Regions from separate parts of the Homo sapiens genome. Here all the other regions are linked to region 2. Evidence: chromatin contacts called from ENCODE Hi-C or POLR2A ChIA-PET data. All regions are on one chromosome and are shown on one strand. Each heading gives the region's core, a stretch centred on a gene start or an enhancer-like site at or near the end of the contact. The rest is flanking DNA. Distances are from core to core; before and after follow the strand shown.

Region 1 (2,700 bases), core at 105-2,604, 670 kb after region 2:
GCTTGGTTTGACCTGAGTAGGGAGTGGAAGAAACGGCTTAAGACCAGAGAATCTAGGACTTTAAATTTAGCTGAAAATTTTGGTTTTATCCTATAAGCCATGGTTAGCTATTGGCATGATATGAGCCATCTTTTAGGAAAACCAGTCTGGCTTTACTATGAGGGTACATTCCTGAAGTGTTGACATGGGAGACTGGCTGGGAGGAACACAGAGCCATAGAGTCCCAGCTGTTCAGCTCGGCCACCTGCTTGCCCAGGCTTGAACAAGGTATTGGCCTCTCTGAGTTCCTGGCTCTCAAGTGCAAAAAGGGACTCATCATCCCTTCCTCACTGGGATGAATGGAAGATTAAATGAAATAACAAGTGTGGGAGCACAGAGCATAGCAGACACTGGCTGCTGTTGGTCGCCTTCCCTTGGCGTTACTCTAGTCCACTGGTTTTGAGGCTCTGCCAGAGGAGCTGTAGACATTTACTTTGGAGGCATATCTGCCATTGTCCTGATAAACTTGTGAGCCCAAGTAGACCAGTAGGATACAGACTGAGAAAAGACACCCGTGGGTACATGCCTACTTAAGTGCCAGCTTTATAGTGCTGCTATCACTAAACCATTATAAGCCTTGAAAAAAGTGGGGAGGTGACAGGCTTCCTGGAATTGGCTATAGCGACGATGCTTTTTATCTTTATTTCTCTCAGCGCGCTCAGTCTGAATCCCTGAGCGACCTGACGTGCACCCCAGAGGAGGAGGAAAACGAGGAGAAGCCACTTTTGGAAGTCAGCCCAGAAGAGCGCCCCAGCTCTGGGCAGCAGGACGTGGCGCCAGACAGAGGCCCTGAGCCTGGGCCACCGGCGCCCTTGCCGCCACCCGGAGGGGCCCGTGCCAGACGCGCCCGCCTGCAGCACTCCTCCGCGCTCACGGCCAGCGTGGAGGAGGGGGGCGTCCCCGGGGAGGACCCCTCAAGCCGCCCGGCCACCCCGGAGCTCGCCGAGCCCGAGTCGGCCCCCACTCTCCGCGTGGAGCCCCCGTCCCCGCCGGAGGGCCCCCCGAATCCCGGTCCCGACGGCGGAAAGCAGGATGGGGAGGCGCCCCCCGCAGGCCCGTGTGCCCCGGCCACGGACAAGGCGGAGGAGGTGGTCTGTGCTCCCGAAGACGTCGCGAGCCCGTTTCCCACCGCCATCCCTGAGGGGGACACGACTCCCCCCGAGACTGACCCCGCCGCCACCTCAGAGGCGCCCTCTGCTCGCGACGGGCCAGAACGCAGTGTCCCGAAGGAAGCGGAGCCGACGCCGCCCGTGCTCCCGGATGAGGAGAAGGGGCCCCCAGGGCCGGCGCCTGAGCCCGAGAGAGAAGCGGAGACGGAGCCCGAGAGAGGAGCGGGGACCGAGCCCGAGAGAATTGGGACCGAGCCCTCCACGGCGCCCGCCCCGAGCCCGCCGGCGCCCAAGAGCTGCCTGAAACACCGGCCCGCGGCCGCCAGCGAGGGCCCCGCCGCGTCCCCGCCGCTTGCCGCTGCGGAGTCTCCCCCGGTGGAGCCCGGCCCCGGTTCCCTCGACGCAGAGGCCGCCGCCCCGGAGCGCCCCAAGGCCGAGCGAGCCGAGGCGCCACCGGCGGGCGCCGAGAGGGCGGCGCCAGAGCGGAAGGCGGAGAGGGGCGGTGCCGAGCTGCGAGGCGCGAAGAAGTTCTCGGTGTCCTCGTGCCGAGCGCGGCCTCGTCCGGGCGTCTCCCGCCCGCTGGAACGGGCCAGCGGCCGCCTGCCCCTCGCGAGGAGCGGCCCGGTCTGGAGGAGCGAGGCGGCTCTTGACGACCTCCAGGGTCTCCCCGAGCCCCAGCACGCGAAACCTGGCCCTCGGAAGCTGGCGGAGCGCGGCCCTCAGGACTCGGGGGACAGGGCGGCCAGCCCGGCCGGGCCGCGCAAGAGCCCTCAGGAGGCGGCCGCCGCGCCCGGCACGAGAGAGCCCTGCCCAGCCGCCCAGGAGCCGGCCCCGAGTGAGGACAGAAACCCCTTCCCCGTCAAGCTCCGGTCCACCTCCCTCTCGCTCAAATACAGGGATGGCGCCTCTCAGGAGGTGAAGGGTGTGAAGAGGTACAGTGCCGAGGTCCGGTTAGAAAGGTCGCTGACCGTGCTCCCGAAGGAGGAGAAGTGTCCCCTCGGGACGGCCCCCGCCCTTCGAGGCACCAGGGCCCCCAGCGACCAAGGAAAGGGGAAGGCCCGGCCCCCCGAGCCGCTCAGCTCCAAGCCGCCCCTGCCCCGGAAGCCGCTTCTGCAGAGCTTCACGCTCCCGCACCAGCCCGCGCCCCCCGACGCCGGCCCGGGAGAGCGGGAACCCAGGAAGGAGCCCAGGACGGCGGAGAAAAGGCCGCTGCGCAGGGGAGCTGGTAAGAGCCCGCCGAGGGTGCGGGAAGGGCAGGGCCTGGGGAGATCCACATCCACGGGCACATCTTGCTGGACACTCGCCAAATGCTCCTGGTACAAACTTTGTTGCAGGGGAATTGGAAGGAGTCAGAATTCCCACTAACATCATGTCTGATCTAGAGCAAGCTTGTCCAACTCGCGGCCTGGGCCCGGGGCGGCTTTGAATGTGGCCCAACATGAATTCGTAAACTTTCTTAAAACATTGAGACTTTTTGCGAATTTTTTTTTAAGCTCATCAGCTGTCCTTAGTTTAGTGTATTTTATGTGTGGCCCAAGGCAATTCTTCCAGT
Region 2 (2,700 bases), core at 184-2,683:
AGCCGGGCATGGTGGCGCATGCCTGTAATCCCAGCTACTCGGGAGGCTGAGGTGGGAGAATCACTTGAACCTGGGAGGCGGAGGTTGCAGTGAGCCGAGATCGCGCCATTGCACTCCAGCCTGGGCAAAAGAGCAAAACTTCGTCTCAAAAGAAAAGAAAAGAAAAGAAAGCAATTACGCAATTTGTTTTAAATTATGACGTCTTTGAAAAGTATGCAATCTAAATTCGTTGGATTAGCGACGAGAATACTGAAGTTGAAGTGCATTTATAGAAGTCTATAAAATGGCAAAAAACTGAAAGGGAAAGAAATGAGCTATTTGAGTATTCTCTGTGTTGCTAGTAAACAAGTTCCAACTCTGCAAATCAGTTTTCAAAAGAATACTGATTGTTTCCTAAGTACCTGCAAACTCTGAAGCATTTTAGGCAAGGGAATGAGTGGGAAAAAAGTATCTTCATGTTTGTGCATTACAACAATAAAGACTATTATGTAACAATGTGGAGTCTTCAAAGCGACCCTGCCAAGAGGGAGAAAGTGGTCCTTATGGACGGATTGTTTTCTGCTAGAAGGCCCTCAATTAGAATTGTACTTACGCATACATAATATAGGATATTATTTTTATATTCATAGAAAACTGCTTTCTCGGGTAACTCCAGCGCTGTACATGGGATGGGATACCGGCCCTCCGTTTACAAATACTCAGGCGCAATGCTGCCCGGGCACTCAAAGGACAGAAGATAGTGTCTGTGCCCTGCGGGAGCAGGCCACGAATCCCGAAAACGCCGTGGCGCAGTGCTCCTTCCCGCGAACCTGAGTGGGCCGTGGTTCTCGGTTGCTCTGGACATAGGAAAATGTCAGTTCATGTGTGTCCCTTTCTCCACTAGATGTCACTGTAAATCAATTGCTTAAGGAGGGAACCCGGGCGTCTGGCGCATCTTCACACAGTACCGGGGTTTGAAGCCCGGTCAGTGTCTGCACTTGTGTCCTTCCCCACTGGGGAGCCCCAAGGCGGGGCAGGCGCGGGGACTCGCTGTGCACGGAGCGGCGCGCTGTCCGAATGGCAACCGAAGAGCCGCGACCCGGTCAACGAAGCGCGGGGGTGACCGGAGCAGGACGGGCGGGCAGGCGGCGCAGTGCGTGGGCGGGCCCGCGCTGCGCTCCCCTCCGCCCAGCTAGCGAGACGGTCACGTGCCGCCCAGGCGCTGCCCCTTGCGGGCGGCTGCAGAACAACAGGGCGGGGCCGGGGAGGGGAGGAACACGGAGGCCGACGCCGGGCGCCGCGGTGCTACGCCCGAGGCTGGGGTCGCCCCGGGCCGGGGGGAGCAGAGCGCGTGCGCCGCGCGGCTGTGAGCGCGAGCGGGGCCGGGGAGCGCGCGCGGAACGCTAGGGGGCGTGGCTGCGGCGCGCGCGCTAACCGGAGGGGGAGGGGCGGAGAGCCACCGCGGAGCGCGCGCGGGGTTGGTTGCCGCGAGCGTGGGGGAGCGTGGACCGCGGCGCTGCTCAGCGGTGGGGCTGCCTTCCCCCGGCCCTCCTCCCTGGTCCCTGGCGAGGGCACTGGCGGCGGCGGGGCCGGGGTCCGCAAGGCCGGAGAAGGCCGCCGGGCCCGGGCATGGTGGTCTGGGGCAACGCGGAAGGTGAGCGACCCCCGGGCCGGCGGCGGGGTGGGGGAGGGGCGGGATCGGACACGCGTCGCCCGGAGGCGCCGCAGACCCGCCCGGCAGCGGCCAGAGCGCGGTCGGCCTGAGGTGGCGCGGGGGAGGGGTGCGTCGCCCCGGCCCCGGCCCGCGGCCGTCCTGTCGCGGCCTGGGCTGTCCACGGCGCCTTCCCCTGACGCTCGCAGCCGCCGGGTTATGTAATGTGTGACCTCCCCTCCCCTTCCCTTCCGTCATGGCGCGGCCGGCCCCGCGCCGCCGCCAGCCCCATGGGCCGCCCCGCGCCGACCCCTGGCGCAGCGGCCCTTCCCTCCGCGCCCGGCCGCATCCCGCCGGCCCGGTCAGACCGCGCCGCAAACTCCTTCCTCCTGCGCCGGCGCCTCGGCCGGCCATTCAGTTCCGCGCCATTCATTCACGCGCGCGTTCGGGCGTTCGTTCCACAAGCGTTTGTAGAATGTCGACCCGGTCGAGCCGCCGCTCCCACCCGCACTCCAGCCACAGCGTTTTTCCGCACCCCGCCTTCGACGTCCCCGGTGCATCCCAGAACCGGTCGGAATGTCCGAAGGCGGTTGTTGCTCCCTTGTTTTTCCTTGCTGCTTGTCCGTTCGCTAAATACGCTGGGCGCCGTTCCCCAACTGTCCTTCCGAGAGCCCCTTGCCCACTTCTGTACTGTTACAGTGACGCCGCTCTGGGCGCACCGAGCCGCGCTGTGTTTCGCTGCTCTTCCTACCTATTCTCAGTTTGTAAAGAAATAATCTCACATAACACTCCTTAATGTACTCCTCCGTAAGATAAATTGCAGATAATATACGTCTGCTAATTCTCTTTATCTCCACGTCTTCTCACGCCATGTACTAAGTAGAAATGGTTTCATTTAGGTGAAAATAATGCAGACTAGCACATAGCACAACAAGGGCTTGTAACTATTAAGGACTTTATGTAACAGTCTGTAATTCTGTGTATCTGTCTGGTCTTTCCGGACTTGGCACTTTAGTCTCCGAGAATAAGCCATTTCCTGTTTAGGTAGGGTAGGACCAACCATAACCTTG
Region 3 (2,700 bases), core at 72-2,571, 850 kb after region 2:
TCCTGCCTCAGCCTCCGAAGTAGCTGGGATTACAGGTACCTGACACCACACCTGGCTAATTTTTTTGTATTTTTAGTAGAGACAGGGTTTCACCATGTTGGCCAGGCTGGTCTCAAACTCCTGACCTCAGGTGATCCACCCATGTCTGCCTCCCAAAGTACTGGGATTATAGGCGTGAGCCATTGTGCCTGGCCTGTTTTTAATTTAATAGTCGTGATTCCTTCAGTCCTTCTTCAGGTTTGGGTGTGTTCCCCAGATTGGCAGTGGCATACTTAAAGGAACATAGTTCCCCACTCTGTGGTGTTTCCTTTTATGTGTCCCAATGGGAGGGCCAATTTGATTTTTAGAATCCACCAGAAATCATTTTCAGTAATTCTATTTGAGGTGGTCAGAAACAATTTAGAGCTGTGATACAATGTTACTAATTTTCTTTTGTTACTCTAAACTGATTCCAAAGAGGAATTCAAGTTTTAAAAGTGTTTTAAGCATTGGGAATACCACTGGAAGAACATACAGAAATAGTTTTGAATAATATTTTGCACTTGCATGAGCATTTATTTGTTTTGCTGTTAAAGTTCATTTTTATACTATTAGTAATACTCTGCACTTTGAGATATTGTTTACCACTCAGAGAGCCAGCATAGAATTAGAAACAGCATAGATGTCCATTAGTATGTGTTTGGTTAAATAAAATGATATTGCCACGCAGTGGAATGCTGTAAGCAGTCATCAAAAATATTGACGTAGATTAGTATGTATTGACATGAAAACTTTCTTAGATATATACTAAGTGGGGTGAAAAGCAAATTTTATAACTTTATAGAATATCCTTATAGATCATTTTATAGATTATGGCATTATATGTGTATAGGATTCTAGAATATATAGCATTCTATATAGAGAGTATAGAATTATAGATTATAGAAGGATTTTTTGAAAAATAAAAACAATGTTTTACATATATTATGTACATAGAACAAATCTGCAAAAAATCTATTAAACTGTTAATAGAGGTGAGATAACAGGGACAGTTTCACTTGACTTGATACATTTATTTTGTGTGCTTTTTCCCTCAACAATCAATTTCTTTTTCTTAGTCTTTGACTTTTGAGAAAGTATAGATTCACACGCAGCTGTAGGAAGTAAAACTGAGACATCCTGTGTACCCATCACCCCACTTGCCCAAGGGGAGCATCTTGCAGACTGTGGTTTTGACACAGTATATCAAGATAAGGACCGTTTCTATCACCCCAAGAATTCCCACGTAACCTTTTACAGCCATATCTACTGGCCCACCGCTGTAACTGTATCGTAACCATACTGTGACTGGCTGAGCATTTTGAATGTGCGGGGGACTTTTTGTCAGTTCTCCTGAACTGATTGGAGCAGTCCTCTGAGGTAGATGGGACTGTCTGCATTATAGAAGAAACTCAGGCTCAGAAAGCTGAGGAAACTCGTGAAAGGTGACAATTCTAGTAACTGAGAGACCCAGGATTTGGACCCAGGTCTTTCTGACTCCTAAGCCTAAACTTTTAACCATGCAACTGAACTAGAGTTAGGTTTAGATTCAGACATACTTTGCATGTCTGACCTAGTTTCCTCCCTTCCCCACACCCTGAGAACGCATACGCATACTTACTAGTTTGTTTTCAGAGTATCAAAAACAGAGTATTATACTCACACCCAGAAAGTATTTTAGATCTGTCACCATATATCGATAATTAGTCATTCTTCAAATGCTTTTTTAATATTGATATTCAGATATTTTAAGAGGTTAATTTACTTTTAGTCTACTAATATTAAAGTTATTTGTATTGGATAGAACTAGTCTTTGTTTCTTTTATTATTATTATTTATTACTATTATTATTATTATTATTTAGAGATGAGTTCTTGCTGTGTTACCCAGGCTGGAGTGCAGTGGCACAGTCACGGCTCACTGTAGATGAGACCTTCCAGGCTAAACTCAAGCAATCCTCTCACCTTAGCTTCCTGAGTAGCTGGGACTACAGGTACATACCACCATGCCTGGCTAATTTTTTAATTTTTTTGTAGCGACGAGGTCTCACTGTGTTGCCCAGGCTGGTCTTGAACCCCTGACCTCAAGTGATCCTCCTACCTCGGCCTCCCAAAGTGCTGGGAGTACAGGTGTGAGCCACCACGCCCAGCCTAGAACTGGTCTTTGGACATGCCATGACTACTGGTTGTCCTAGTGAAGTTTTTTTCTGATATAAGATACAGCAGTATTATATAGGTGTTATAATTTTCTGGGAAGAGGGTTAAATATTTAAAGCATTATAGACAGTGACATAAAACTCATCCTTTTTGAAAATATCTAGGTACATTATTATGTTAAGCAGCAAACATAATTGTTTCTGACAGAAGGAATGAACTTATCACCTAGGAGTCATGCTCTTAAGTTTCTAAGTTCCCTACAACCATTCAGAACACATACTGTGCAGTTATTAGAAGCTCTAGCGTTGTCAACTTTGCTTGCTTAGAGTCTTGTGTAGAAAAGCTGACTCTGAGGTAAGGTCATTTTCTTGAATCTTTGTAAAATCTAGCCCGACTTGTGTTTTTATTTTGATGTTTGTATTTTCAGTTATTTGTTCCATAGCGGCAACCAAGAACATCCTGGAGATATTCTGCTAAACACAACTGTGGAAGTTTTGCCTTTTAAGGTATGACTGCTATTTCCTCT
Region 4 (2,700 bases), core at 109-2,608, 750 kb before region 2:
TCTTGCCCTAACAGTTCTCTCACACCTGAGAACTGTTGTCCATGGCATAGGTTTCTCTGAGAAGGGCTTTGAAAATGAGCTATTGCATTCGTTTGCTAAGGCTGCCTTTACAAAGTACCACAATCTGAGCAACATAAACTACAGAGAGGTGTTCTCTTGCAGCTCTGCAGGCTGGAAGCCCGAGACCAAGGCGTCAGCAGGTGTCCTTCTGAGGGCTGTGATGGAGAATCTGCTCCAGGCCCTTCTCTTTGGCTTGTAGGTAGCCGTCTTCATGTTCACACGGCATTCCCTCTGTATGTGGGTCTGTGTCCAAATTTCCCCTTTGTATAAAGTCATACGGATTAGGGGCCCATCCTAATCCAATGTGATCTCAACAGGCCTATTTCCAAATGTGGTCACATTCTGAGGTACAGGAGTTAGGACTTCAATCTGTGAATTTTGGGGGCCACACTTCAACTCATAACAGCTGTGGCAACAGCTGACTCTGATACATTGAGAGACTGTGGAAGGCCTCTCGTTCTCCCCTCGCTCCTCTCCTCCCTGCCCCTCTGGGCTCTTTCCCTATCCTTCACCCACCAATATCTGAAAACCCTTAGAGACTTGTCCCTTTGCATCTTAAAGTTGGCTTGGTCTCCTGGGATCTCACCCAGATTGCAGTTATGCCCAGGAGAGGCAGCAATAAGCCATTTCAGTGAGCTCCCGACTGTCGTGGCTTTTAACCTCCATGTGTTAAGGTGTGTCCACACCTTCACTGCCAGGTCCAGCTTTCTGGCTGGAAGGCCCGCAGCATACAAGAAAGCCATGGGGCACACTCAGTGGGATGGAGCAAGGGGTGGGAGATAGGTCTGGAAAGATCCAAAGGCAAAAATCAAAGGCAGCAATATCAGAGCAGGAGAAACTGAGCGGATCTGGGTTTGAGTCTTGGCTCTGTTACTTCTGGCTGGGTGACTTGGACAAGTCACCTGACCTCCCCGTCTGCTTGATGTGCTTATCGTCATACCTACCTGCAGGTAAGGCCACAAAATGCCCAGGAAATACGTTATGGTGGTTCTAATATCCTCGACGACTTCATCATTCTCCCTGGGCCTAGCACCGGCTGGCGGTAAAGGCGTAAGCTCTGCAATGCCTCGGAAGACTCAGCGGCTGTGAACTTGCCTTTGACACAAAAGCTGCTCTTACAGTGAGAACAGGGCCTGGAGCCCCCAGCTCCCCAGGCTCCCTGACCTGCGGTTGAGTTCTACATGCACAGCCAGGGCTGCACAGCTTCCTGAGCAGCGGGGAGGCTGTGGGCAGGAAGGGGAAATGAGAGTGGCCGAGGCTGTGCACACCTGGGCTGGATCAATGGCCACGTTGTAAAGCCGGCCCTCTGGGACGGCCTGCAATGCCCGGATCTATAGCTGTGTTAGTCATCGCCTCACCAGGCCTTCGTTTGTTTTTCAAAGTTTTGTTAGTGTGACTTGCACCTCCAGTAACTCATCTTTAACTGCCCTCCCTCCTATCTGACCCAGTTCGCACACCATTCATCTTTTCTTCTTCCTAATACATTTGATTTTCTTTACGCTCTCCATCTCAGTCTTGCTCTCTCTCTCTTTTTCTCTTTAATTTCTTCAGTCAACTAGAGATGGGGAAGCAGACCACCTGGGATGAAGGAGAGAAAGTGCTGAAGGGGAAAAGGCCACCTAGCTACATTAAGCTGGGAAAGTCTGTTTAGCTGACTTTGAAGTCCGCTAGCTCTCAGGCACTCGTCCTAGCAGACATGAGCAGCACCTTCCATTGCTAGGATTATCATTTACCTAAATTCCACTTACTTGCAGGCTGAGCCCATTTCAACTGGAGAAGTCCTTAAGAAGGTTGCCTTGCCCAACCACACGTTGCAGATGAGAAAACCAGGACTCTGGGAAGCTTACAAATTAGTTGTTCAAAGACACGTAACCAATTGCAACTCTTGATTCGAGGATCTAAATAAACTTTGCCACATAGACTTCCCCATACCTTCCTTTGTTTATTCATGTGGGAAATTTGTCTCTTAGAGCCTCTATGAAATATCACTTTGAATGCCCACATGTTTACAAATTTCATGAATAACCCCTCCAGATAGCCACTGAATGGAAATGTGTTTCAGCCTACACTAAGATGTGCCCTGCCTTTTTCTTCTGATGACATGGTGCAAAGTTATGTAAAATTCCAAACCTTACAAGAATGTAAGTAATCTCATTTCTAGGGACATGCTGCCAAAAATTGGTGCATAATTCTCCGTCTTCTTTTTTCACACTGATACTAACCCTCTTACTGTTGCTGTTGATTACTTTGGATGTGGACTCATACCACCAATGCAGTTCGGAGCTTGCGTTTTTCACTTTACATATCAGTAGGGACAGGAAGGTCTAACCCATTCTTAAGACGTGTGTGGTATTTCATCTTTCGGCTGTACCAGCATTTATTTAATCTTCTTCTTCAGAGTTCATTTGGGTTACTTTTACGTTTTTAATACTTTAAAGTCTTTAAACAAAGCCCCAAGGAACATTCTTGAGGCTTTAGAGGCTTAAATGTTAGAAGTAGAAATACAGAGTTAAAAGATTAGAACTTTAAACATTTCAGTAGATATTGCTAGGTTGCAAGCCAAGAAGGTGTACTGATTTACACTTGCACCAACAATGTACCTGGGTGCCAGTTACTTCCTATACCCTCACCAATGCTGAA
Region 5 (2,700 bases), core at 195-2,694, 580 kb after region 2:
CTCACTGGAAGCTAAGCCCAGAACAGCCCCTCTTTTACTGAGTGGTAATTCCCTGCAACCTTGAGCTCAACACCTTATTTACATCGCCTCATTTAATCCTCCTGTCACCCGTAAGAGGAGGCACCACATTATTGGCTCCACTTTGCAGAAAAGGAAATGGGCCCTGTCAGGGCAAACCCTGGCCGAGGCCACCAGCAGGTGAATGGAGCTAGGCCTGGTGAACTGCAACCCTGAGCTCTGATGGCAGGTGGGTGTGGAGGGAGGGAACACTCCAACTCCCACTCTCTCGGCTTTGAGGCTCCTCCTTCTTTTGTAGAAACGGTTGTCATTGTGAGCAGAGCAGACTCTGGTTTTGGGGGATCCTCAAAACAGTGGCTGGGAAACAAGGAGCATTATTTATTTATTTATTTATTTATTTATTTATTTATTTATTTATTTTGAGACAGAGTCTTGCTGTGTTGCCCAGGCTGGAGTGTAGTGACGTGATCTTGGCTCACTGCAACCTCCACCTCCCAGGTTCAAGTGATTCTCCTGCTTCAGCCTCCCAAGTAGCTGGGATTACAGGCATGCACCACCATGCCCAGCTAATTTTTTGTATTTTTAGTAGAGACGGGGTTTCACCACGTTGGTCAGGCTGGTCTCGAACTCCTGGCCTCAGGTGATTCACCCGCCTTGGCCTCCCAAAGTGCTGGGATTACAGGTGTGAGCCACCACACCTGGCCTCAAGGAGCTTCTTAGTTTTCAGAGGTGAGACAGTCTCCTCTTCTCAATGGGGAAGTGGGAGGTCCTGCCTGAGGGTGCATCCCAGCTCACAGCCCCCTTGGTAAGAGGTCTCTGAAATCGGCTTCCTGCAGGTAGGAGCAGCTGGAGGAGGAGACAGAGCCATCCTTCCGAGGTGGGAAGTGGTGCCAAGTTATAGGGAAAGTGCGATGTGGGAGAGATGGCGTTACTGACTACTCATGATGTACTAATCCGGAGGGGTGGGAATCGGGGCAAAATGCAGCCATTTCCTGCTTCAGAATTAAGTTTCCCCTTTTTGAAAGCGGCCCAAGCCCCGCTACCCATTCCTTTTGTTGTTGGCTTCCGTAGCTACTCTGCTGGCCCTCTGCCACTCTCACTTATGGGCTTTGTACCTCGAGACAGGCTCTGTGAGTTTACAGGTGGCAGAGGAACAAGATTCTCCTGCCTGTAAGGGAACCAGGGAAAAAGAGCAAAGTGGCCAGGTGGCTTGAGGTGTGCTAACAGATGGAGCGTTTGGTGCCAGGCCCGTTCCCTGGAGAGGCCAGCTGGTCTGGGTGTCAGGTTTCAGTGGGCCTTAGAGCAGGCGGGTCAGCAGCAGAAATGTGCTGGAGGGAGGAAATGCCATTTGCCTGGCCAGTGTTTGCTCGCGTCCTGCAGCCTGACAGCTCAATTTGTTTGCACCCACAGATTTCATGAACAGTGGTTTGACGACGGTTGCTTGGGTCCAGATTACATGGAAACATTTAGAACCTCCCCTGGGATTGCATCCTTATCTCGTAATCATAACTGCTTTCTCAGATTTGTAATAAGGGTTTTCCTGAACCTGCTCACCCCTTCTTATAAGTTACAGCAGTGACATCGCAGTTTTTATGTGTAAACCAGAAGCAAGTTGAACCAAAATAAAGAAAGCAATTTTGTGAACAAATAAGTTCCCCTTGAGAAGCACTGGGAATCAAATGCAAATATCATAAGGGACAGTTAAGAATCTGCTGTTGCTATCTAGGGCTCATGAATCTCCTGATGTGCAGAGAAACCATACATAGCAATCGCTTGACAGCTTTCTGCCAATCTCTTCTGAATTTTCACTGAAGAAACCTCCCCAGAGTCTCAGAGGAAGCAGAGCTGCTGAGATGCTGATTCACTGTGTGAGGCTTAAACTCAGGACGCATTTATACATCCTGTACTCTCAGTGTTTGCATGAAGCTTTTAAACACGGGGCTGGGCAAGACAAGTTTGGGGCAGTGGGCTTTTTCCGTGTGTAGACCTCTGAACCTTTAGGATTATTCTGGCTGTGCAAATTTACTGATACAAATAAATATAGGGACTCTGGCTAGGCTGAGAGAAAACAGATGAGGTATGAATGAAATTTATTTCTGTACAGATGGACTTTTAGTGGAAATTGTGAGGCTCACTCCACTTCCCAAGTGTAGGTCCCAGCCTTCGGTAGACTCTGAATGTCGTTGCACCACTGATGGAGGCAACACCAGAGAGGGGAAGGTCATTGGACTGTAAGCCACCTTGGAAACCCGAGCCTTGGTCTGTTGTCCAGGGCAAGTGGCAGCTTGTACCAGGGAAGGGAGGGGACAGACCTTAATGGAGTTTATCTGCCTGATAGGCATTTGCAGCAATAGAGTGAGTTTGGCTTTGGGTTTTTGTTTGGGCTGATAAAATCTTTCTGTTCACTTCCAAGCTGTTGGGTCGACAGGCTATCCACAGGCTGTGGGATGGGAGAAACTGTGGAGCCATCCAGCTGTGTGGCCAGGAAGGATGGCTAGCCTCTCCCCTGCCAGACTACTCACTGCAGGGACAGGGCAGGCATTTGCCAGGTAAATAACTTTTGCTGGAGGGTTGACATGGAATGGCATGTGCAAGAGAGGCGGTGTGGGACCCATTCCTGTCCCACAGCTGAGATTTTGGAATTGTCTGGAAGAGATGCCCTACCTGAGGGTGACCTCGGAG

Evidence for each region. A loop is a pair of places that touch in the nucleus more often than their neighbours do. ChIA-PET counts read pairs that join two places held with the same protein, here RNA polymerase II (POLR2A). Pooled maps may share reads with other maps.
Region 1: a pooled map shows a loop between it and region 2 (4-fold over the local background). The contact joins the enhancer-like site here to the promoter of REV1 in region 2. A Hi-C loop is called at or near these places in 3 of 168 maps with a recorded cell type or tissue (CD8-positive, alpha-beta T cell, IMR-90 and naive thymus-derived CD4-positive, alpha-beta T cell), 9 of 37 single-sample maps with no recorded cell type and 15 of 50 pooled maps.
Region 3: a loop to region 2 is called in a map of heart right ventricle, with 7 times the contacts of the local background. The contact joins the enhancer-like site here to the promoter of REV1 in region 2. A Hi-C loop is called at or near these places in 6 of 168 maps with a recorded cell type or tissue (A673, MCF 10A, PC-9 and 3 more), 20 of 37 single-sample maps with no recorded cell type and 18 of 50 pooled maps.
Region 4: a map with no recorded cell type shows a loop between it and region 2 (16-fold over the local background). The contact joins the enhancer-like site here to the promoter of REV1 in region 2. A Hi-C loop is called at or near these places in 2 of 168 maps with a recorded cell type or tissue (OCI-LY7 and heart left ventricle), 1 of 37 single-sample maps with no recorded cell type and 4 of 50 pooled maps.
Region 5: a loop to region 2 is called in a map of chondrocyte, with 10 times the contacts of the local background. The contact joins the enhancer-like site here to the promoter of REV1 in region 2. A Hi-C loop is called at or near these places in 1 of 168 maps with a recorded cell type or tissue (chondrocyte), 1 of 37 single-sample maps with no recorded cell type and 2 of 50 pooled maps. POLR2A ChIA-PET finds 5 or more read pairs at or near these places in 1 of 52 experiments (activated T-cell).

Annotation. Positions count from the first base shown.
Region 1 is chr2:98,821,530-98,824,229 of GRCh38, reverse strand. CRACDL (CRACD like) reads left to right here. Exons shown (of 10, transcript NM_207362.3): 7 at 693-2,373. Among named protein-coding and RNA genes, the nearest start is that of LINC02611, 51 kb to the right of the region's middle. Within about 2 kb of position 1,354, at least 20 of the 41 ENCODE cell types and tissues checked have a DNase peak (open chromatin) inside an H3K27ac peak, as active enhancers do.
Region 2 is chr2:99,488,750-99,491,449 of GRCh38, reverse strand. It overlaps REV1 (REV1 DNA directed polymerase), which reads left to right and starts at 1,433. Exons shown (of 23, transcript NM_016316.4): 1 at 1,433-1,633. RefSeq lists an enhancer at 610-1,495 and silencers at 929-1,598, 1,709-1,808, 1,879-1,958.
Region 3 is chr2:98,636,497-98,639,196 of GRCh38, reverse strand. It overlaps MGAT4A (alpha-1,3-mannosyl-glycoprotein 4-beta-N-acetylglucosaminyltransferase A), which reads left to right. Exons shown (of 16, transcript NM_012214.3): 13 at 2,602-2,680. Among named protein-coding and RNA genes, the nearest start is that of UNC50, 29 kb to the right of the region's middle. Within about 2 kb of position 1,321, at least 4 of the 41 ENCODE cell types and tissues checked have a DNase peak (open chromatin) inside an H3K27ac peak, as active enhancers do.
Region 4 is chr2:100,233,854-100,236,553 of GRCh38, reverse strand. The region is part of intron 1 of LINC01104 (long intergenic non-protein coding RNA 1104); the gene reads right to left. Among named protein-coding and RNA genes, the nearest start is that of LINC01104, 27 kb to the right of the region's middle. Within about 2 kb of position 1,358, at least 5 of the 41 ENCODE cell types and tissues checked have a DNase peak (open chromatin) inside an H3K27ac peak, as active enhancers do; they include OCI-LY7, where a contact is called at or near this core.
Region 5 is chr2:98,908,260-98,910,959 of GRCh38, reverse strand. All of the region lies in intron 1 of CRACDL (CRACD like), which reads left to right. Among named protein-coding and RNA genes, the nearest start is that of CRACDL, 27 kb to the left of the region's middle. RefSeq lists an enhancer at 801-1,300. Within about 2 kb of position 1,444, at least 10 of the 41 ENCODE cell types and tissues checked have a DNase peak (open chromatin) inside an H3K27ac peak, as active enhancers do.